3 separate regions of the Homo sapiens genome follow, and regions 1 and 2 are each linked to region 3. The links are chromatin loops, found by intact Hi-C in ENCODE. Cell type or tissue: A673. All regions are shown on one strand. Region 1 overlaps MAGI1 (membrane associated guanylate kinase, WW and PDZ domain containing 1). Region 2 has its middle 82 kb from the start of SLC25A26. Region 3 holds the start of LOC107986018 (a long non-coding RNA gene).

Region 1 (8,000 bases), 130 kb after region 3:
CCAGCACACCCGGCTAATTTTTGTATTCTGAATAGAGACGGGGTTTCACCATATTGGTCAGGCTGGTGTCGAACTCCTGACCTCAGGCGATCCGCCTGCCTCGGCCTCCCAAAGTGATAGGATTACAAGAGTGAGCCACAGCGCCTGGCCTGGACATGGTGGACTTTTGCTATCCAACATCTATTTTCCCCATTTCTGATAGAAGCAACCCAGTTTTGTCAAATGAAAATAACTTATCTCCATAGGCTGGTTTAGACATTTTACTCAAACTGGGACATTTGAACGTTTGTCCATGGAATTTGAATCTCAAGCAGAAAAAGACAGAAAAGGGTTGGAGTTGGCTCATCCTCCGGGGGACGCTCTACAGAGATGTGGCTTCAGCTCCCTCCACCAGCAGCCCCAGAGCTGCCCAGCGTCCACCTTTCTGATCCCATTTTTCAGGTGTTTCTCAGATCCTGTAAACTGCTCCATGTATCTATTGTTTGTTCACAACAAATTTATTTTCTGCTTAGGGTGGATTCAGGGTAGATTTTTTTTGCACTTAGGACCAAACTATATCCTAACTTGCATGCTTATTAAAGTCATTCTTAAACCTTGGGATCAAAACTCAACACCCCTGATTATTTTTAAGCCCTTCAAAGCCACACCCCAACAGCATAACCGCTCTCTCTTCAAAACTTTTATATAAGCCTATTATGTATTCTTACTGTTTTCATTTACCCATGCTCCAAACAAATTACCAAATCATACTTTTATAGCCCATTGGATTATTTCCTAGCATCAAACTTGGCACCCAGAAGGTGATACAAATATTTTTATCTATTATTAAAGTTTCTGTGTAAGGCACTGTGCTTAGTGGCTTCCTGTTCGTTACTGCATTTCATTCCTCATTATAGGTAGGGTTATCCCATTTGGAGGATAACCAGTCCAAGGCAAAGAGATTAACTTGCCCAAGGGCATTCACAGCTACTAAATGGACAAACTGAGATTTAAATCCAAGTGTGCCCTTGAAAGCCTAAATTCTCAATCACTGATGATAGAACTTGAAAGGGAAAAGGCAGGTGTGAAAATAATTCTATCTTAGACATATTTATTTTGTCATCTCTCGAGTCTAGATATGAAACTCTGCCCACTGACATGTTCATGAACCCAATCTTGAAAGCTATTTAAGTTTAAATGAAACAATGCATTACTTCAGGTAAATGGAAAACAAAGAAAACTCTGATCTCAAAAAAAAAAAAAAAAGAGTTCTGCTTCCTAAATCATACACATCGTGTTCTCGCACTGTAGAATTTCTCTCTAATCTGCTCTGACAAAACCAAGTCAGGGGCTGGGGAGACTTGAACAGCAGGCTGAAAAACTGGAAGAGCCCAGTCTGGGATTAAAAACTAGCTACAAAGGGATAATTCACACATGGATCATTACGATTCAGGGATGGTTAAAAGCAGCTCACATCTGGTTTTATTTGGGCTCCCTGTTTCGTCTAATAAACAAGTACATGTTTAAACAAACAAAAACAGGTAACAAAAAAATGTTTTTCAGGTCACACGCAAAGTAGGATTAGTTTGGAAAAGGAAGACCAGCACCTGGAAAACCAATTTCACTTAAGTACCTCACCAAGAGACCCTGACCAAGTGACTTAATCTCTTAGGACCAGCTTCCTTAATCAAATGTGAAAATAAGGATTCTTTTTTAGTTACCTTAGAAGATTATTATGAGAATCAAAAGAAAGCATGAACATGGAAAATTTTATCAACTCTGACAAGACATTAACAAATATCCCCAGAGGAGGTCAAGCAGGCCTACCTGAGTCTACAAGTGGAAAAGTTTGTCAAATACACTATAAATAGCTACACTAGGTACAAGTCATGAAAGGAAAACCAGACACAGCACCTATATCAGCAAACAACCTATCAGACATCATGAAGAATAAAGTAAACTTTTATCTAGTTTGATCTCTTTAAATACTACCAAGCCATAAGGGGCTGGGCGCAGTGGCTCACACCTATAATCCCAGCACTTTGGGAGGCAAGGCAGGCAGATCACTTGAGGTCAGGAGTTCGAGACCAGCCTGGCCAACATGGTGAAAACCCTACTACAAAAATTAGCCAGGCGTGGTGGTGCACACCTGTAATCCCAGATACTCAGCAGGCTGAGGCACAGGAGGCGGAGGTTGAACCCAGGAGGCAGAGGTTGCAGTGGGCAGAGATTGTGCCATTGAACTCCAGCCTGAGCAACAGAGCAAGACTGTCTCAAAAAACAAACAAAAAATAATAAATAAACACTTCCAAGCCATGAAGTTCAATTCTTTGAGAACCATTTTTTCATATTTGACAAAATTGCATTTAGATGGAATTAGGATTATTCCTCCTCCCCAACCCCCCCAAAAAATCCAAAACATGGTTCAATGCTTTCAGGTAATTTCTACCTAAATTCTGACCTAAATTTGGGAGAGGCAACCCCAAAGTATGGCCTGTAGAAAGCTAATAGGTATAGGTTGTTTCGGAAGATGGGGAGGTAGTGTTCAGAAAGGAGAGATTCCAGAAAGGGTTCTGTTAGTTCACTAATTTGGGAAATGCTGCATTGGGCAAAACAGGTTCCTTAAACACAGTACTGCTTGGAGCATTTACCATGAGATGCCTTTCAAATCCCTAACAAAGTATTGGAATAAAAAGCATTTTGCAAACTTATTTGCAAAGAGCATCCTTCAGGCAGGTGTTCCACAGAAAACAAACTGAAAACACAGCAGAAGACAGTTAACAGAGGAAATACAGGGAGGAGAAATTCCTTCGGAACATATCGTATTTTTTGAAGGCAATGTGAGTAGAGTACCATGGAGGAATTCTACCACTGACTGTGTATCCCAAGGTCTTTATCTTCAATTCAAGGGGTTCTAACACTCCTGAATATTCTTGGCAATTTAGAAAACACTCACATGGACCCAGAAAGCAATTGCTTTAAACCCAGAGAGACCATTAGAAAGGACAAAGGGAGACAAAGAAGGAAGAAAAGAGGATCTTAGACCCTGCTTTCTCCCCTAATGCTTATTAACAACTAATTGGCTTTCATGTTTTCTCCATTAGGTTTAGCTTCATGATCAAAATCACCTCAGGGCATACTACAATCAACCAAACATCAGCCTTCAAGAGATGCACCATATGACTACATCCACAGGTCAGCATACATACTCAGCCAGCATAAACCCGGCGGGGACTTCTACCAACAGAGGGCCTCCTGTGAAAAGCCTGGAAAAAAAAGTCAACTCTCTGTTGCATAGTGAGCAACATAAATCCAGCAACATTTATTTCAGAACAAAGATCGATCTGTTAACTAATTAATCTGAACCCACAAATGAACACATTCAAACTGGGGTACTTCCTGGTTTCATCACAAATTCAAATGCCATCAGGGGCCATGCAGATAACCTCAACTAGTGAAGCAGACAATGTCTGAAAAAGTAGAGAATTATGGAGACTAAGAGGGGACCTGAGAGTTCAAGCCAAGCCTCAAGGCATTCACGCTCAATTCAATTAAAACACAGTGCTGACTCTAGCTCCCCTCAGACAAAACAAAACAGGTGCAGTCCAAATCCAGCCCACAGGCTACCAGTTTGAGAGCTCTGGGAAGGCCACCATCCTTAAGAGGATTTGAGCCTAATGTTCGACAAATGCCTAATAAGCATATTAAATTTACAAATCACAAAGTTGAGAACAGTATCAACCCAAATGTGCCAAACAAATTTGCTTATGGTGGATGGATATTTACAGGATATATGTACATATACAAAGGGTTTCAGCACTGTACAACAGAGTTCAATTGCTTAGAGTAACCTGCTGCATGACCTCGGGTAAGATATGTTACTTTTCTGAGCATCAACTTCCCCATCTATAAAATGAAGATAATAGCACCCCCTTGGGATAGTAGTGAAAGTTACACAGGAATAAATTTGTAAAGCTCTCAGCATGTAGTAGGCACTCAATAAATGATAGTTGATAATTTTTTTACAAAGCATATTTAGGCTAGCATTATAATGCACATTTAGAACAACTCATTCAAGGACAAAGTCAATCTCTTAGGCAAATTGTGTGGTAAATGATGTTGATCAGTCCCTTGCAAGAAACTGCTAATCATATGACCAGTCTCACTTAGCCTCTTGCCACACAGAGGTCATGAAAGGATGCTGGTGCCATCTCATGGTAATGCTCAGAGCCCACAGGAGATACAAATGCTAGGACTGTTCACATTTGAACAGCAGCTTGTACATATTTAGCATTAATTCTGTTAAATATTTTTAAATACTCAATTCAGAAGCATAAATCCAAACACCAACGGGATGCTAACACATCGCTCCATGCCAAACACCTTGCAATGTGCACAGTCATTTGCCCTCTAAAATTCACACCCGTTCAAGTTACTCTTCTCACCTTGTCTTCCAGCAGATGATCTGCACACTTGCCCCTTTTTAGACACTGGCTGCTTTCTCCTACAGAAAATTTAAATTCCAAATTGTTTGGGTCTTTTTCTTTTTTTAAAATCCCTGAAGAGACTGGACTGGGAAGAGGAAAAACGATGAATAACACACAGGTGCTTCCTACCTAATTAAAAGAAAAGTTTACAGCTGCACTGGTTGTGAATCATCCCTCTGGGTTATCCAGTGTATCCTTCAAGTGGCACGTAGTTCCATCAAGAGCCATATTCCATATGCTTTCCTGAAAACTGCCTTCTCTTTGCTTGGTAAAATGATGACTATCAGGTAACTAATGGCATTTTATACTTCCTGGCTTTCCTCTCTATGGACAAAGCAGTTCATTTGTGCTTCCTTATTTCTAAAAATAAATAACCCTGAAAAAAGGACTCAACTTAGTGAATCAAGCTTTGATTTATGTTGAAAAAGCAAGATGCAAATTTGTGTATTTATTATCATTTCTGTGTAAGAAATACATATACATTTATATGATACATATATAAAATGTGAATATATATAATATGTATATATTTATATACATATAATTTATAATATTCAATACACAGTATATTATATATATATATTCATCTATTTCTTTCTTTTCTTTTTTTTGAGACAGAGTCTTGCTCTGTTGCTCAGGCTGGAGCGCAGTGGCACATTTTCAGCTCACTGCAACCTTTGCCTCCCGGGTTGACGCGATTCTCATGCCTAAACCTCCCAAGAAGCTGGGATTGCAGGCACATGCCACCACACCCAACCAGTTTTTTTGTATTTTTAGTAGAGACGGGGTTTCGCCATGATAGCTAGGCTGATCTCAAATTTCTGGCCTCAAGTGATCTTCCCGTCTCAGCCATTGTATTAGTCTGTTCTCATGCTGCTTGATAAAGACATACCCAAGACTGGATAATTTATAAAGAAAAAGAGGTTTAATGGACTCACAGTTCCATGTGGCTGGGGAGGCCTCACAATCATGGCAGAAGGCGAAAGGCACACCTTACGTGGTGGCACACAAGAGAGAAAATAAGAGCCAAGTGAAAGAGGAAACCCCTTATAAAACCATCAGATATTGTGAGACTTTTTCACTACCACAAGAACAGAATGGGAAAAACCACTCCATGATTCAATTATCTCCCACCAGCTCCCTCCCACAACACATGGGAATTATGGGAGCTACAATTAAAAATGAGATTTGGGTGGGGACACAGCCAAACCACAATCGCCTCCCACAGTGCTGAGATTACAGATGTGAGCTACTGCACCTGGCCTATATACATGAATTTCTTACTTAAGTACATGTATCATACACACACTAACACACACACACACACATACACACACACACACCCTGCCACTACCTCCAGAGAAACCAAATAATGAAATAATGAGGATAGGAGAAGACAGTTGTCAGGGATAAGTTCTACTGTTCTCATTGTATACTTTTTAAAATCTTGGATAATCATACACGTAATATATTAATGGTCCAAAAAAGTTAACTTTGACTTCTTTAAAAATTTGTCTGGACTGCCAGGTGTTTTCTTATATTTTAAATTTATAATGTCAAAGGTAATTGAAATAATCTGTTTTTATTTCTTAAGCTTATCCTTAGACATTTCCACCTTCTTACACATAAAGAGAGAAACATCTAGAAAGATACATATTATACCATTAACTCTAAAGGATGAGGAGTTACATGGGGCTACAGGGTTTCCTTTCTCCTCTATCCTTCTACATCACTAGTAGCACTTTTGAAATTGAAAAATAAAACCAACAATGAGATACCACTACACACCTATTAGCAAAGCCAAAATCCTAAACACTGACACCACCAAATGCTGACAAGGATATGGAGCAACAGGAACTCTCACTCACTGCTGGTGGGAATGCAAAATTATATTGCCACTTTGGAAGACAGTTTGGCAGTTTCTTATAAAACTAAACATAATCTTACCACACAATCTAGCTAGCAATCATGTTCCTTGGTATTCAGCAAAGGAGTTGAAAACTTATGTCCACACAAAAACCTGCACATGAAAGTTTATAAAAGCTTTATGTGCAATTACCAAGTCATCCTTCAGTAAATGAATGGATAAAAGAACTATGGTACATCTAGACAAGGCAATATGATTCAACACTAAAAAGAAACACACCATCAAGCCATGAAAACACATGGAGGAAACTTACAAATGCATAGTGCTAAGTGAAAGAAGCCAATGTGAAACGGCTACATACTATATGATTCCAATTATCTGACATTCTGGAAAAGGCAAAACGATGGAGACAGTAAAAAGATCAAAAGTTAGGGGAGTGGGGAGATAAATAAGTAGAGCACCAAGAATTTTTAGGCGGTGAAACTAGTCTGTATATTATAATGGTGGACACGTGTCATTACATATTTGTTCAACCCTATAAAATGTACAACACCAAGAATGAACCCTAATGTAAACTAAGGTCTTTGGGTGATAATGATGTGTCAATGTAGGTTCATCAATTGTAACAAATGTACCACCTTGGTGGGGGACGTTGATAATGGGGGAGGCTGTGCACAGGCTGGAAGCAGAGGGTACATAGGAAATCTTTGTACCTTCCTCTCAATTTTATTGTGAATCTAAAAATGCTCTAACGAAGTCTATTGTTTTTAAACAGCTACTCAGAAAAATAAAAGAATGAAACTAATTTTACAGTTACAAAGAGAATATCTACACACTGAGGTAGGGTCAGAATCAGTAAACATGAATTCCTATCATTAAGCATTTTTATTAAATACCTAGAAGGGCATCTGTAGTTTAAGAAGAAACTTACATAACTCTCTCAGGTCAATTTTCTGCACTCTACTTTTGCTTCTCTTGGTTAAAAATCTGGGGTTGGGAACATATATTCACCTGTGCATTATACTCTTGCTCCAAAACATTTTTTTTTTTTTTTTTTGTGAGACGGAGTCTCGCTCTGTCACCAGGCTGGAGTGCAATGGCGCGATCTCGGCTCACTGAAACCTCTGCTTCCCAGGTTCAAGCAATTCTCCTGCCTCAGCCTCTCGAGTAGCTGGGATTACAGGTGTGCACCACCACGCCCAGCTAATTTTTGTATTTTTAGTAGCGATGGGGTTTCACCATGTTGGTCAGGCTGGTCTCAATCTCGTGACCTCATGATCCGCCTGCCTTGGCCTCCCAAAATGCTGGGATTACAGGTGTGAGCCACCGCGCCCGGCCTCCACAACATTCTTAAACTGATTTCTTTTGCCAACAAATGAGTTGTTTTCATCCTATTGCTTGGTGACTACGCAGGTCAGCTTAAAATTATTGTTTGCTTAAATTCAAAGAATTTAAAATGCTCTTCTCTTCAAATTATCCCTACCAACAAATAAATGCAAGTTAAGGAGAATGCTTACAAAAAGTTAAGAGGAGTTCAATTATACTGCAGAGTGATCTGTTTTTCTCAAGGAAGGATAATAATCCTCATTTTCAAAAAAAAAACAAACAAACAAAACAAAATGTAAACTAGCCAAAAGGGTATAAAATTGGAATCCCAAATTATTCTG
Region 2 (8,000 bases), 350 kb after region 3:
GAAGCGGCCTTAAAGTTCATGTATTCCATCTCTCCAATTAGTTAATCACAGTATTACAGAATCATTAATGTTGGCAATATTTTAATGTGAACAATTGTTAATTGTGAACAATTGGCTGGGTACAGTGGCTCATGCCTGTATTCTAAGCACTTTGGGAGGCCAAGGCAGGTAGATTGCTTGAGCTCACGAGTTTGAGACCAGACTGGGCAACAAAGTGAGACCTATTCTTTACCAAAAATAAAAAATTAGGTGGGCATGGTGGCATGTACTTGTAATCTCAGCTACTTGGGAGGCTAAAGTGGGAGGATCTCTCTTGAGCCTGGGAGGTTGAGGCTTCAGTGAGCCCTGATGGCACCACTGCACTCCAGCCTGGGTAACAGAGCAAAACCCTGTCTCAATAAAAAAATAAAGTAAAAAGGTAAGTTTTACAGATCCAGTCTTAACATAAGTATAAGGCAAAATTTAAGACTTTGGAATAAATAAAAGAGATATTCTTTTGGAATATTCACATTGGATATTCTTTCAATGAAATACCTGTCTTTAGAGACCACGTAATCCTACAGGGATATACATCTTGGTCTTTGGCTAAGCTATTTTACAAGTCTGTTGAGATAGAAGTTAACTTGAAAAGTGTTTTACTATAGATTTCTGTATTGATCACAACAATTCAGAAATTGATGATAAAACTAATAGTAATGCAAATATTTCTTGTTCATAATCATGCAAGGAAATTCTGTCCTGCGGACAGTCAACTGATTTTCCTCTCTTATTGTGGAAATAAACAGTTTTGTGTCTACTTGCAAATTTATTTCAGTGTTCCCATCTATATATGTATCTGCTGTTGGACTTCTCCTTTGAATGAATGATAACATTTCGGTGGTTCACTCATTAGTAATGAGTTAAATAAAATGTATTCCAGATGTTCATTTTATGTCTATATGATAGTCATGATTTTACCTTTTTGGGAAAATTATCCTTTAACCTAAGATACACAAATGGCCAGTTTATAATTAAAAACTACTTATCACTCTCCATTGGCCTATAGATGAAGACATTGAAGTTTGGAGAAAAACAGGGTGAGCATGTAATAAATAGCTTAGCTGGATTTGAATCCATGTCTATTTCATTTCTAAAATGGTATTCTAACTCATTGCACTGTCTCGTCACTAAGAAATAACATTTTTGTATTTTAAAAGATGGCTTTTAGTTTCATGTTCCAGTTGATGCTTATATTTCCAAAACAATCATGGTAGTGAAATTTGATTTATACATTCTTTCACCTAAGCTCTGGCTTTCAGCCGCTAGGTTTCTCTCTTCTGCTTTGACTGGGATATTTCTCTTGGCTTTGCATCAAGTAGTACTGTGTTTTCAAAGCCTCCATGTCATTTACAGTATGCATTAAATTGTATACAAAGCTTTTCCCTTTCAGGACTTGTTAAGACCTTCTGTTTATTTCAAGAAGAAAGCCTCAGTGAGGTGCTATGTCCCTCTCATACTTGCTAGTCTCCCTTTCATAACAAAGAGAGAGCTTAACAAAGAGAGTTGGAGCTTCCTCAACAATAGTATATAAATTTTTGTTTTTATTTTGCTTACTTTATGGTTATCTCTTATTTATTGAAAATAATTCTGATTTGCATTTATGATAATAGCACAAAGCTTCTTTTAAAATAAAGTTCAGTTAAAAATCAGTTGAGATAAAGGAAATCATTAATTAAATAGCTTGACTAATAGATGTGAGCTCTTTCCTGCCACCTTTTCCACCATGTGAGGATGCCATGAGAAATCACCATCTATGGAACAGACCTTCACCAAACACCAAATCTACCTATGCTGTGATTTTCTTTCTTTTTTTTTTTTTTTTTTTTGAGATGGAGTTTTGCTCTTGTCGCCCGAGCTGGAGTGCAATGGCGCGATCTCAAACTCTGCTCACTGCAACCTCTGCCTCCCAGGTTCAAGCAATTCTTCTGCCTCAGCCTCCCGAGTAGCTGGGATTACAGGGGCCTGCCACCAGGCCTGGGTAATTTCTTGTATTTTTAGTAGAGACAGGGTTTCACCATGTTGGCCAAGATGGTCTCAAACTCCTGACCACAGGGGATCCACCATCCTTGGCCTCCCAAAGTGCTGGGATTACAGGCATGAACAACCACACCCAGCCCCACACTATGATCTTGAACATCCCAACCTGCAGAACTGTGAGAAAAAAAATTCTATAGTTTATGAATTACCTAGTTGGTGGTATTTTGTGAGACCAGCAGGAATGGCCTAAGACACTCATAGAGTCATTGTGAGAAGGGAATAAGATGCTCTGTGTGACTGTGAGCTTCCTGAGGTCAGAGTGTGTCTAACTCATCTTGTTATCCCCCAACTCCTAATACAGTTCCTAGCACCTAGGACTCCATAAGAGCTTGTTTTCTTCTTTCCTTTGCAAAGCTAGTTAGTATAGTCACATGAACATTTTCTTTTTTCTTTTTTTTGTTTTTTGAGACAGTGTCGCTCTGTCACCCAGGCTGGAGTGCAGTAGCCCAATCTTGGCTCTCTGCCACCTCTGCCTCCCAGGTTCAAGCGATTCTCCCACCTCAGCCTCCAGAGCAGCTGGGATTACAGGCGTGCATTACCACACCCAGCTAATTTTTGTATTTTTAGTAGAGACGGGGTTTCACTATGTTGGCCAGGTTGGTCTCGAACTCCTGACCTCAAGTGATCCACCCGCCTCAGCCTCCCAAAGTGCTGGGATTACAGGCATGAGCCACCATGATCGGCCCACATGAACATTTTCTATGGCATTATTAAACAGAGAGTATTGCATGTGAACACGTAAAATAAACATGGGCATTTATAATGTTTTATTTTTCCTATGGTGATCAAAGCTGTTCAATGTATACATCGTATACAATGTATACATCTGAAGTATGGAAATATGCAATGAAGGAAGAAAAAAATCATCCCACAAATCTCACCCCCCTTCAGACACATCACACTCCAGGGCAACCATTCTTAATTTGATAAATTTCTCTTTTTTTCTATAATTAAAAATATTATACACTTGAGATCCTAGTACACATGCAATTTTGCAACCTGTTATTTTCTCCTAAGGTTAGATTTTGCTTGGCACTCAAAATCCATCCAGCATGATTTTTATTGTTTGACCTACATTGGGGCCTTTCTTTCCCATCTGTCATGGGGTTGGCCAACAGAATGTCAACCTGTGAATTCTCTGGTAAAATGTTTCCAAATGACAAATCAGACAATTTGGTGGGAGGATTGATGCAGGGGGAGGGGGGGTAGGGATGTATTGGGGTAGGGGAAGAGGGAGATGAAGGGAAGCAGTTAAGGAAGGAGGCATGGGAGAGAGCCAGAGGTTCCTCTTCACAAACCGTATTGGGAGGTCCTGGATACGGGCATCGGTTCCTTGGCAAAGCTTGGAAGCCACCCATTAATCTTGTACTCCCTCTGCTGGCTTTGCTGAGCACAGCCACTGTGTGATTAATGTGAATAGTAATGGTCCTGAGTCCACTGAAATCCCCCGTGATGAACAGGAAAGACAAACAGTCATTCTTTTTGAGATTCTTTTTTATAAGATCCAAGTTCACACTAACAGGAGTAGATTGATTGATTACTTATTCAGTTGAAACGAATTCAAATTGCTGCCCCACCCCTCCTGTCCTCCTCCCCTCCCCATCCTCTTTTCCTCTGCCCCAGGAGAATGAAATTCTAAAGTTCTCAGCTTTTCCTTTCAAGATTCTTATGATTCTCCTGATGATCTCACTTCTCTTTACTGTATTTTGCTGTTGCTTTTCTCTGTTTCACCTTCTGTGCCACCCCGCCCACCTCCTTGATAGTGCCATTTGTGAATAAAAAAGGAATGGTGAAACCCTGCCTTTGCTTTGCAAAGCAGGGTTGCATTAGCTTCTCTAATTCTGCAGCCTCTTATTTCTCCATTTTTGCTTAATTCAAAGTTGTTAAAAGCTTTTCAAAATAGGTGTATGCTCTACTTGACAGTTGTGAGAAAACAATGCCTCCAATAAAAAGAAAGCAAGATACATTTGCAATTTCCTTTTCCATAATTTATAGTGATTTAGCTCCCCCCTATCAGGAGATAAAAATTTCTTTGGGAACAAGTTTCTTTTAATAGCATCATCTGAAGCAGCACACATTTCTTTCGCGGTCATTAGAGCTCCTAGCCTACAAAACAGTGACTGAAGATTGAATTAGATTTAGAGGGAGGCTGCCTGTATCACATAAATAAACAGGGCCCTGGCCATTTCATTACAGAACTTAGATAAGCAGTACAGATGGTCGGCTGCAGTGTTACACATGCATAACCTATTTAAAAGATGACATTATAGGGTCAGAAGCATTAATGTACTCACAGTGTCATTTGTTTACTCTACTTGAGTTACTTCTTTCACACTAAGCGCTAAAGCCGTGGGTCAGGCAAATTATTGCAGGCAGTAATGCAGACTAGATGAAAAGATAAGGGAATTATTGAATGATGAGAGCATAAACACTAAATTAGTTTAAGGATTTATGGCCCCAAGCTTAACCTAATAGATGTTATTTGCTATTGATCCTTCTCAAGGTGTTGTAGGTGACAAAAAACCCAAAAACCTCATTCGTTTAAGCACATCAAGAAAGGTAATTAACTTACTAACTTACTGGCTCATGGAACTGAGAGATCAGAGCTTCAGGTATGGCTGGTTCTAGTGCTCAGAATGGCTGTCAGGTCTGTTCTCTTTCATGGTGGCTTCATTTGCAGGATGCTCTCATTACTGGTGTTCAGATGCTCCATGCCTATGTATTAACACTTGCAAGTACAATGGAAAGAGGTTCTTTGTTATTCTAGCAAAAGATCAGGAATTACATCTCTTGACCAATTTTGGATATGCGCCTTTTCTGAACCAATGATTAGAGGTGGAAGAATGGAATGTGTATTCCGTTGAGTCATGTGCTCATCCTGTGAGCCCTGAGTTTAGGGCAGGGGTTGGTGGAGTTTGTGGATAGCATCACCAAGACAGCTAGACTAGGAGAGGGTGGCTCCTCAAAGAAAAAATCCACATGCTACTAACACAGGAAGGTGGTGTGGAAGCCAGGTAGGCAAAATGGGATTTCTAATCCTTCAACCAGTGCACTTCAGAAAGGATCATTCACTAGAACCTTCGAATGAATTCAACTAACATACAGGATGCACGCTGAGGTAAAAACTAGAAAATGTCCGTAAATCTGTTCATTCACCTGAGGTTTCTGTTCCAAGTTAAATCTATTAGCAGGCAGGACTAGCAAATATTCTTCATAAGTAAAACTACCTTATCGGCACCTGTCTTTTTAATGCTACCACTCTATGTTTACACTTTCAAATTTCCCAGTTTCTCAGATGACAGAAGGAATTCTTACTGTATCACATCCCTCCATCTGTTGAATTAAACAAAATGCATGCCAGCCCTTTTAACAACTGCAGTACTAAAAGGGTCAAGTGAATGTCAAAGGCATGATTGAACTAACAGGTTCCGGACTGCCAAGTCCCTTGCAAGACTTTAGAAATGTTTCTTGCTTTTAACTTCTGCTCTGGGTCACTTACTTGTGGTTACTGTGGTGGTGCCACCAGCTCTCTGAAATTTCTTACTAGTCAACAGACTACAGTACTGAAAGGAGCTATTGTTACACTTCAGTATAGAAACAGGACACACACACACACACACACACGCAAATGAGCACGTGTAAAACAGTGAAATCCAAATGAGGTAGACAGATTGTATTTATGTCAATTTCTTTGTTGCCATAGTATTCTATAGTGTTGCAAGTTGTTAGCATTGGGGGAAACAGGGTGAAGGGCACACGAGATCTCTCTGTATAATTCTTTATAATTACATGTACATCTTCAATAATTACCAAATATTTTTTTCTAATTTTCTCGAGCTGGGGTCTTGCTGCATATGTGGTCTGGCCTCGAGGGCTCAAGAAATATGTCTGCCTCAGCCTCCCAAGTAACTGCGACTACAGCCATGTACCACCACACTCAACTCCTACCAAAGAAAGTTTTCAAATAATTGCATAAGACAAAAAACTAATAGAAATAGGATTGTCATGAGGATGATAATGATGTCCTGTGTCATCTTGATGAAAGCAAATCTTTGAAATAGTGTGAATTTTTTTTTTTTTTTGAGACAGAGTCTTATTCTGTCACCCAGGCTACAGTGCAGTGGCATGATCTTGGCTCCCTGCAGCCTCCACTTCCTGGGTTCAAGTGATTCTCCTACGTCAGCCACCCGAGTAGCTGGGATTACAGGCATATGCCACCACACCCAGCTGATTTTTGTATTTTTTATTAGAGACAGGGTTTCACCATGTTGGCCAGGCTGGTTTCGAACTCCCGACCTCAACTTGATCTGCCTACCTTGGCCTCCCAAAGTACTGGATTACAGGCGTGGGCCACTGCGCCGGTCTTGAATGTATTCTTTTCTTCCTGCAGACTCAAAGCTGTGGATGGAAGTTGTTGAAGCCCTAGGCTGGATTAAGAATACTTTAGATTTAGTCATGGCAGAGAGTTCTGAAACAAGTTCTATCAATATGTAGTTCAACAAATATTTATTTATTTTCACTTTCCTTTATTTAAATTGAGATGAAACTTGCATAACACAAATTAACCATTTCAAAGTGAACAAGTCAGTGGCATTTGGTGCATTTACAATATTGTGCAGCCACTGTCTTCAATTCTGAAACATTTTCATCACTCCAAAATTAAACCCCATACCTATTTGGCAGTTACTCCCCAACCCCACTCCAGCCTCTGGGTGACTCCCAATCTGCTTTCTGCTTCTCTAGATTTACCTATTCTGCACACTTCATGTAAATAAAATCATGGAAGATATGATCTTTTGTGTCTGGCTTCTTTCACTTAGTGTAATGTTTTTGAGGTTCATCCAGGCCATCGCATGTATCAGTATCAGTACTTCATTCTGATGGTGTTCAGGACCCACTACCCTAAAATATGGCACCTTGGCATTTGAGAACACTGCAGAAGCAGGAAGTTCTCTCTGACCTTCCTCCCACCCTTCACCTTTGAAGTAGACTATAAAAGAATTTTTTTTTATCTTCTCCTGAAGTAGGGCATAAGGCCCTCATTCCAGAGATGGCCACACTATACTCAGAGAAAAATGCCCTGTCTCTAAGGACACAGGAACTCGGAGAAGAACCTGAACAAACAGGCCTTGCTAAATTCTCCCTAGTTGATTACTATCAGTTTACACCCCTTTTGTCCAATGGTACTGCTGCCTGACTATCCATTTGTCATCAAACCTAAGCACAAAAATGCATAGGTTTCCCTGTTTTTTTGGTTTTTCATTTAAAAAGTCTCCCATATCACATAAAATTTGTATGCTATTCTCTTGTTAAGCTGTTTTTTCTCTTTTTTTGAGACAGGGTCTGCCTCTGTCACCCAGGCTGGAGTACAGTGGTGTGATCTTAGCTTGCTGTAACCCCAAATTCCTGGGCTCAAGCAGTCCTCCCACCTCAGCCTCCTGAGTAGCTGGGATTACAGGCAGCACCACTATGCCTGGCCAATCTTTCTTTTTATTTTTTGTAGAGATGGGATCTCACTATGTTGACCAGGCCAGTCATGAACTCCTGGCCTCAGGCGATCTTCCTGCCTCAGCCTCCCAAAGTGCTGAGATTAAGATGTGAGCCACTGTGCCCAGCCTAAGCTGTCTTTTATTGCAAGCGCCTCAGCTATGAACCTAGCAATGGGTTAGAAAATAAATCTCTCCTCTCCTACAATTTTCTTTCATGGCTGAATAATAAAAAAAAAAAAATTGCCATTATCCATTATATCCATTGTATGAACATAACACAATTTGTCTATCTATTCATTTGTTGATGGACATTTAAGTTGTTTCTACCTTTTGGCTATCGTGAATAGTGCTGGTATAACATTTGTGTACAGGTATGGTTTTCACCACCTGTTTCCAATTATTTTGGGTATATACCTATGAGCAAAATTGCTGGGT
Region 3 (8,000 bases):
CATCTGACTGGGGAACCCCCCCTCACTATAAACCTAAGATTGTTCTGTAAAAACAGACTCGCTGGTAAACAGAGGGGTCTCCTGAGCAGATTGGTAGATTTCACTTTCCCATATATTCTGGGGGATGGCATGCATTTCATGTCCATTTATCACATGTCCCAAGTCTAGAGACCCTAACTATCAAAGGGAAACACTTGTCAATCACAGATTGTAGAAATTATCATTAGTAAGCATAATAGGCAGAATAATCACCCCAAAGATATCCCCATCCTGCTTCCCAGAACCTGTGACTATGTTACATGACAAAGGGGAATTAAGGTCACTAATTATGGTGACCTTTAAATAGGATTATCTGGGTGGGCCCAATATAATCATAAGCATCTGTAAAAGATAAGACTGTAGATGAATGGCACAGAAGGATACAACGTTGCTAGCAGGCTTTGAAGATGGAGGAAAGGAATGTCCTTAGGTTGGAAAAGTCAAGGAAACAGATTCTCCCATAAAGCCTTAGGAAGGGAACACAGCCCTGTGACAACTTGGTTTTAGCCCAGCATCACCAGTCAGAACTGTAAGATAATAAGTACATGTGTGTTAAGGCACTCACTTTGTGAAAAAGTGTTACAGCAGCAAATAAGAAACTAATACAGGAAGTAACTACTGAGTTATTGTTCCTAACCCTTCTGGACCAAAGGAGAATAAAAACTATTTTTTAAAGTATATGGATTTCTTAAGCAAAAAAAAAAAAAAAAAAAAAAAAAAAGTTAGATGAAAGGTTCATTTTTCAACACTGTAGCTTAGGTATAAACATAATATACTGAAGGACTCTGTTTAGTCAAGTTGATTTGTTTTCAGGTGTAATACCTACAACAGTTAACATCTACTGAGCTTTTAATATGTTTGCAATATAAGTGTTATCTTATTAAGTCCTCACAACCTTTGAGCCAGACACTATTAGTACTGGGCCATCTGTGAAAAGTCATTTCACAGATCAGAAGCCTAAATGTAAGAGCTAAATTATTAAACTCTTAAAAAAAAAAAAAGAGAAAAATCAATTTCATGACCTTGAGTTAAGCAATGGTTTCTTAGATATAATCCCAAAGCACCTTTAAAAACAAAACAACAACAACAAAAAAAAGAAGAAAAAAGAGAAGTTGGATGACATCAAAATGAAAAACTTTGGTGTTGCAAACAACACCATCAAGAAAGTGAAAAGGCAACCTACTGGGGGAAATATTTACAAATCACATATCTAATAAGTGTCCAGTGTGCAGAATGTATTAAAAAAAAACAACTCTTACAATTCAACAACAAAAAGAAAGAATAGGACAAATATTTTAACAGATATTTCTTTAAAGAAGGCATACAAGGGACCAATAAGCTCAGAAGCACATGCTCAGCATCATTACACAATAGTGAAATGTAAATCAAAACCACAAGACACCGCTTCACACCCACTAGGATGGCTACAATCAAAAAGGCAAAATAAGGCAAGGCACAGGGGCTCACGCCTGTAATCCGAACACTTTGAGAGGGCAGGTGGGAGGATTGTTTGAGGCCAGGAGATCAAGACAAGCCTGGACAACATAATGAGACTCTGTCTCCAGAAAGAAAAAAAAAAAATTTGTCTTGAGACAGGGTCTCACTCTGTCACCACCCAGGCTGGAGTGCAGTGGCACGATCAGAGCTCACTGCAGCCTCAATCTCCTTGGCTCAAGCAATCCTCCCACCTCAGCCTCCCCGAGTGGCTGGGACTTCAGGCGTGCATCACCATGCCCAGCTAATTTTTTTTGTATTTTCAGTAGTGATGGGGTTTTGCCACGTTGCCCAGGCTGGCCTCAAACTCCACGGCTCAAGCAATCTGCCCACCTCAGCCTCTCAAAGTGCTGAGATTACAGGTGTGAGCCACCACACCCAGCCTGTACCAAAAAAAAAAAAAAAAATTAATTTTAAAAAAAGTGCAGGCCAGGTGTGGTGGCCCTTGCCTGTAATCCCAGCACTTTGGGAGGCCGAGGCAGATGGACCACCTGAGGTCAGGAGTTCGAGACCAGCCTGACCAACACAGTGAAACCCCATCTCTACTAAAAATACAAAAATTAGCTGAGCATCGTGGCAGGCACCTGTAATCCCAGCTACTCAGGAGGCTGAGGCAGGAGAATCCCTTGAACCTGGGAGGTGGAGGTTGCAGTGACCTGAGATTGTGCCATTGCACTCCAGCCTGGGCAACAGAGTGAGACTCCATCTCAAAAAAAAAAGGTGCAATAACAAGGAGTAATGAGCACACAGAGAAATTGGAACCCTCATCATTGCTGGTAGGAATGCAAAATAGTACAGCCACTTTGGAAAACAGTCTGGGAGTTCTTCAAAAAGCTAAACATGGAGTTACCACATTCCTAGGAGCAATCCCACTCTAGGTATGCATACAAGAGAAATGAAAACATATGTCCACACAGAAACTAGTACGTGGATATTCATAGCAGTATTACTCATAAGAGGTCAAAAAGTGGAAACAACCCAGATGCCTATCAACTGATGACTGGATAAAAAACATGTGGTAGGGCCAGGAGCGTTGGCTCACGCCTGTAATCCCAGCACTTTGGGAGGCCGAGGCAGGCGAATCACGAGGTCAGGAGATGAAGATCACGGTGAAACCCTGTCTCTACTAAAAATACAAAAAATTAGCTGGGCGCGGTGACGGGCGCCTGTAGTCCCAGCTACTCGGGAGGCTGAGGCAGGAGAATGGCGTGAACCAAGAAGGCGGAGCTTGCAGTGAGCCGAGATCGCGCCACTGCACTCCAGCCTGGGCGACAGAGCGAGACTCCGTCTCAACAACAACAACAACAACAACAAAAAGAAAAGAAAAAAAAAAATGTGGTATAGTCAAACCACGGAATAATATTTGGGAAGAAGAAATGAAGCACTGATGCATGCTACAACATGGATGAATCCTGAAACAAGATAAGGTGGAGTAGCACATCACAAAAGACCACATACTTTACAATGCCCTTTAGATGAAATGTCCAGAATAGGCAAATCTGTAAGAGATTTGTGGCTACCTAGGGCTTGAGAGGGTGGCGGTGGAGGGCAGAGAAGGAAATGACTACTAATGGATATAGGATTCCTTTTGGAGAGGGCAGAAATGTTCTAAAATTAGATTATACTGATAGTCGCACACGCTGTGTATCTATTAAAAATACTAAATTGTACATGTTACATGAATAAATTGTATGACATATTAGTTATATCTCAATACCGCTATTTAAAATGTGATTTAACTTCTGTATCCCATATGTATTCATGAGTTACTTACTAAGTAATTTTTATTTAAGGAAGTAGGTGTTTTAAGAAGTATTTGTAGGAGAAGCATATATAACCACAAGAGGGCGCTTTCCTCACAGCTACAGAAAACCGAGTGTCTAACATACAGGGGTCCTATTTACCAATTTGATTTCATTCTTCCCCCTTTTCTTGGACGGAATGAGGTATTAGTATGTTTCATACAACACATTAAAGACAATAGTGTCACCAAGGTTGGTGACAGGTTGAAAAATCATGACTTATACACAGATAAAAAGTAAATGTTTAAAATTAAACTTCAGTAACAGAAACTACGGATAATGTTGCACTGCATTCATTTCCTTCACTTCTTGTCATACAAGAGGTTATACAAACTTATTTGTTTAGGATAAAATTCAGTGAGATAATATAAATCATCACAGGAAATGAAACATGTTATAAATACGTGGTCTCTGGTTCTCTGTTCTATCTCTAGCACCTGGAACCATGTCTAGCATAATTGGCACTCCATAAATATTTATTAAATGAATGAGATAAATGAATGAATGAGTGAAATCAACATTTCTTAAATTTCAGAAAAAATTTCACCTACCTTGGAGACTACATCAAAATATTTCTTTTCACCCATACCAAACATCACAATCATTTCACTGAATAACTATCTCTGAAACAAGTTCACAGAGACATTGTGTGAAATCAAGTGTAATTTTTTAGGCCATGAATCCTTCCCGACCTCCCCCTTATTCCTGCTGTCATCTTAACTTTTTTTTTTTTTTTCTTGAAACGGAGTCTCGCTCTGTCACTCAGGCTGGAGTGCAGTGGTGCAATCAGGGCTCACTGCAACCTCTGCTCACTGCTGCAACCTCTGCCTCCTGGATTCAAGTGATTCTCCTGCCTCAGCCTCCCGAGTAGCTGGGATTATAGACGCCTACCATCACACCCGGCTAATTTTTATATTTTTAGTAGAGATGGGATTTCGCCTTGTTGGCCAGGCTGGTCTCGAACTTCTAACCTCAGGTGATCTGGCCACCTTTTCCTCCCAAAGTGCTGGGATTACCACGCCCAGCCAATCATAACTTTTTTTTTTTTTTTTTTTGCCTTGAAATCAACAACTCTGAATTACTTCCAGTTTGCATTCTGTGTATTGAGACCCACACCAAACTGAAGTGTCACCCAGGCTGGCATGCAATGACATGATCACAGCTCACTGCAGCCTCAACCTCCTAGTCTCAAGTGATCCTCCCACCTCGGCTTCCCAAGCAGCTGGGTCTACAGGCATGCGCCACCACACCCAGCTAACTTACTGTATTTTTTGTAGAGACAGGGTTTCCCCATGTTGCCTGGTCTTGAACTCCTGGGCTTAAGCAATCCTACCACCTCAGCCTCCAAGAGTGCTGGGATTACTAGCATGAGACACCACGCCTGGCCCAAGAATTTTTTTTTTTTTTTTTTTCTTAAACAGAGTCTTGCTTTGTCACCCAGGCTGGAGTGCAGTGGCACGATCTCCGCTCACTGCAAGCTCTGCCTCCCGGGTTCACGCCATTCTCCTGCCTCAGCCTCCCTAGTAGCTGGGACTACAGGCGCCCGCCACCACGCCTGGCTAATTTTGTTTTTGTATTTTTAGTAGAGACGGGATTTCACCGTGTTAGCCAGGATGTTCTCGATTTCCTGACCTCGTGATCCGCCCGCCTCGGCCTCCCAAAGTACTGGGATTACAGGTGTGAGCCACCGCGCAAGACCCCAAGAATCTTTTAATGCTGACCAACACATCTCTCTCATTGTGTTACCTTTTGTATTCCTACTTAATGTTTTTCCATCAATGCACCTCTTACTAAGCCACAAGCACACAACATTTCATTAGAGGAAACCAGATTCTTCTCCTATCTCATGTTTCAAGGGGTCTGACATCAGACTAATTTATGGAACAACAATAAAACTGCCCCTATTTCCTCCCCAGAAGCCACATTCAGTTACAAAAACTTTTACTCTAAGCTCAGTCACAACAAAAGTTAGGCATGGAAAGGCAATCTCTGAAAGGTTTTTCATTTGGGATGTGATGAATGGGTGAAGGATGAGCTTTTACAGACACAGGGCCCGGTCATCTTTAAGACACCTCGAGTTTATAAGCCACTGGAGCATTTTCATAGCAACATAGTATAAAAGAAACCGGATCACCAAATGATAAACTCAACTTGAAAAGTCTTCCTCTGCCGTTTTTTTAGTGAACAGTCTACTGTCAAAACAAAGATGTTATGTTTAGTCGGTTCTAGGCAGCCCAGAAACTTTAAATAGAATGCCAAAACACATTGTGTTTGAGTGACAAGGGAACTAACTCTCACACATCATTCACTCATATTCCTCAAAATTACTCCGTGTAACTGAGGGCTATACTAGATGCTGGAAATATAACAGCAAGCAGGGCACATTCCCTGCCCTCTGGGACTGCACCGCCTGGTAGGCCAGATGGACAAATAAATGAGCAATAATAAAACAGAGTAGACTGTCAGGGACAAGTTCATGGTGTTATGGGAACACAGGGGTTGAACATCTAATTAGCCTTGGGTGGTTAAAAATAACTATAAATGGATATGATAACACCGCTGAATGTTAGGAGCCGTTAAAATATGGGGAGAAAGGCATATTTCTCAGAAAATAATAGCCTGTGCCAAGGACTGAAGACATGATAGCTCAGCAAGTTCAAGAAGTAAGAGAGAGCTCAGGATGGTTGAAACCAAGCATGGAAAGTGACGGGGTTAAGAAAGTAAGCATGAGCCAATCAAGAAAAAAGTTTATTTAGTCTTGATCCTTAGGGAGTCATCCCTGCAATGGCCTGCAAAGTTACAGGTTGCATTTTTCCTCTTCCCCCACTTTTACTAGACCTTTCTAGGTTTCCTTGAGGTCAAACCAGAAGTCTCAGAAGTAATTAACATAAATTGAAACTCAACTGTGCCCAAGTAAACTCACATAAAACAATGATGAAAAAATCTCCAAAAGCCCATGAGGGCAGGACTAGCAAGTCACACATATGTTACAAGTGCTTGAAGGTTTTTCGAATGTTTTTCAAATGCAGTTTGTCCTGGGAATCACACAATGATCCCACACGCTTTCTCATCCCAATCTTACAAATAATAATTTTTATTTAAAGGAGAATGGACTAGCCAAGGTCTTGAACTCAGGAACAGAACTCTGGTCTAATTCCAAACATCATTTACTTGCCACCATAACAGCTGCTTCCTTCTGGAAGCCAGTGGCTAGTATGTACCTACATTATGACCACTTTCCCCTATGCATTTTAGATTATTCATTTCAAGCTATTCTAGGGAACTGCTCTTGCAGTTCTATGCCCAAGTTCAATCCTAACACACCCCATCACCAGCTGCGTTGCAGAGGTCTGCTCACAGTTCAAAGTTTGGCTTGCACTCAAGACCCTCTGTGGCAATAAAATCATCTCTACGGTAGCTCACTCTAAATTACTTCCAGTTTGCATTCTGTTTATTGTGACCCACACCAAACTGAAGTGTCTCAGAAAGCATTAAATAAATCAGTGTTCAGAGAAATGAGGCAGCCTCAAAGGAAAATAATATTAGCTCAATACTAGCCATAAATCAACCATTATGTGTGGGAGTTGCTCAGTGAAAACACAAGGAAAATTTAGAGAAGTTTATTTATTCCCAAAGCCCCAAGCTCACACAACAAACAAAAAATTAAAAATAAATAATGAGGCCAGGTATGGTGACTTTTGCCTATAATCCCAGTGTTTTGGGAGGCCAATCCAGGAGAATCCGTTGCGGCCAGGAGTTCAAGACCAGCCTGAGCAACATAGTGAGACCCCATCTCTACAAAAAAAATGTAAAACATTAGCCAGGCTTGGCGACACCCACCCGTAGTCCCAGTTACTGAGGAGGCTAAGGCGGGAGGATTGCTGGGGCCTAGGAGGTGGAGGCTATAGTGAGCTATGATCGCACCACTGCACTCCAGCCTGGGTGGGAGTAAAACTCTATCTCTAAAAAAATAACAAACAAATGATAATAAATAAATAATGACCAAAATGTCCAGTCAGTGGGGAAGAAAGGAAAGCAAGTACATAAAGTAGTAAGATAGTGCCACCAGTCCTGTGGTATTCTTCCCACCCCCACCACTCCCAAAGGATGCTTAACGTTCCCCAGTCAAGAGCTCCTCTAGGCTGTAATAAAAGCCCTTGAAAATCATACCGGGGTGGCCAAGAGAATGGCATAGACCCTGAAATCTCCCCACTACATTCTACAGTTCCAGGACAAGGAACATTTTGCTTGGCTATAAGGCCCCTCAGTTCCAAACATTACTGAGTATCATTTAATCCTTTAGCCAATTCCCATTTTACACTTGAGGCAGATGATCACCAGAGAAGTTAGGTAAGTTAAAGTTAATTGGCCAGTCTAAGGAAAATTCAGAAATAAAATCCAAGTCTCTGAGCCCAAACTTACTGAGCCACTTTAAGTATTAAAGGACAGAACCGAAGCACGTAAAGTGGCTGATTTAGCCGGGATCTCCCTCGCCCACGGCCCTATGGCTGCAATTAGGGACCTAAAACTGATGAGCACTAGGTGGGGTTTATGGAGGACTCCCTAGAAAAAAACAAAACAAAAACAGAAACAAAAAAAGTTTCCTTTTCAAAAGTCCTTGAGCAATATGCAATCTCAATAATTTGGACAAATTTTCCTGTCTTT

What was found. A loop is a pair of places that touch in the nucleus more often than their neighbours do. Peaks named below come from ENCODE experiments on the same cell type or tissue, not always from the same donor. Only the 100,000 strongest peaks of a DNase experiment are listed, where the experiment ranks them.
Region 1: it touches region 3 in a loop (2.8-fold over the local background); 36 of 110 quality-filtered maps call a loop at or near these places.
Region 2: it touches region 3 in a loop (10-fold over the local background); 86 of 110 quality-filtered maps call a loop at or near these places.

What each region holds. Positions count from the first base shown.
Region 1 is chr3:65,911,008-65,919,007 of GRCh38, forward strand. The region is part of intron 1 of MAGI1 (membrane associated guanylate kinase, WW and PDZ domain containing 1); the gene reads right to left. The region is part of intron 1 of MAGI1-IT1 (MAGI1 intronic transcript 1); the gene reads right to left. It overlaps MAGI1-AS1 (MAGI1 antisense RNA 1), which reads left to right. Exons shown (of 3, transcript NR_046575.1): 2 at 3,084-3,174. Among named protein-coding and RNA genes, the nearest start is that of MAGI1-AS1, 21 kb to the left of the region's middle. RefSeq lists a silencer at 4,547-4,841. In A673, CTCF peaks have their summits at 3,200 and 3,893; a DNase peak (open chromatin) is centred at 3,904.
Region 2 is chr3:66,135,373-66,143,372 of GRCh38, forward strand. It overlaps a transcript of SLC25A26 not described here. Among named protein-coding and RNA genes, the nearest start is that of SLC25A26, 82 kb to the right of the region's middle. In A673, a CTCF peak has its summit at 3,469 (motif pointing left); a DNase peak (open chromatin) is centred at 3,439.
Region 3 is chr3:65,781,881-65,789,880 of GRCh38, forward strand. All of the region lies in intron 1 of MAGI1 (membrane associated guanylate kinase, WW and PDZ domain containing 1), which reads right to left. LOC107986018 (a long non-coding RNA gene) reads right to left here and starts at 732. Exons shown (of 2, transcript XR_001740441.2): 1 at 1-732. In A673, a CTCF peak has its summit at 3,372 (motif pointing right); a DNase peak (open chromatin) is centred at 3,401; H3K27ac peaks cover 1,662 bases.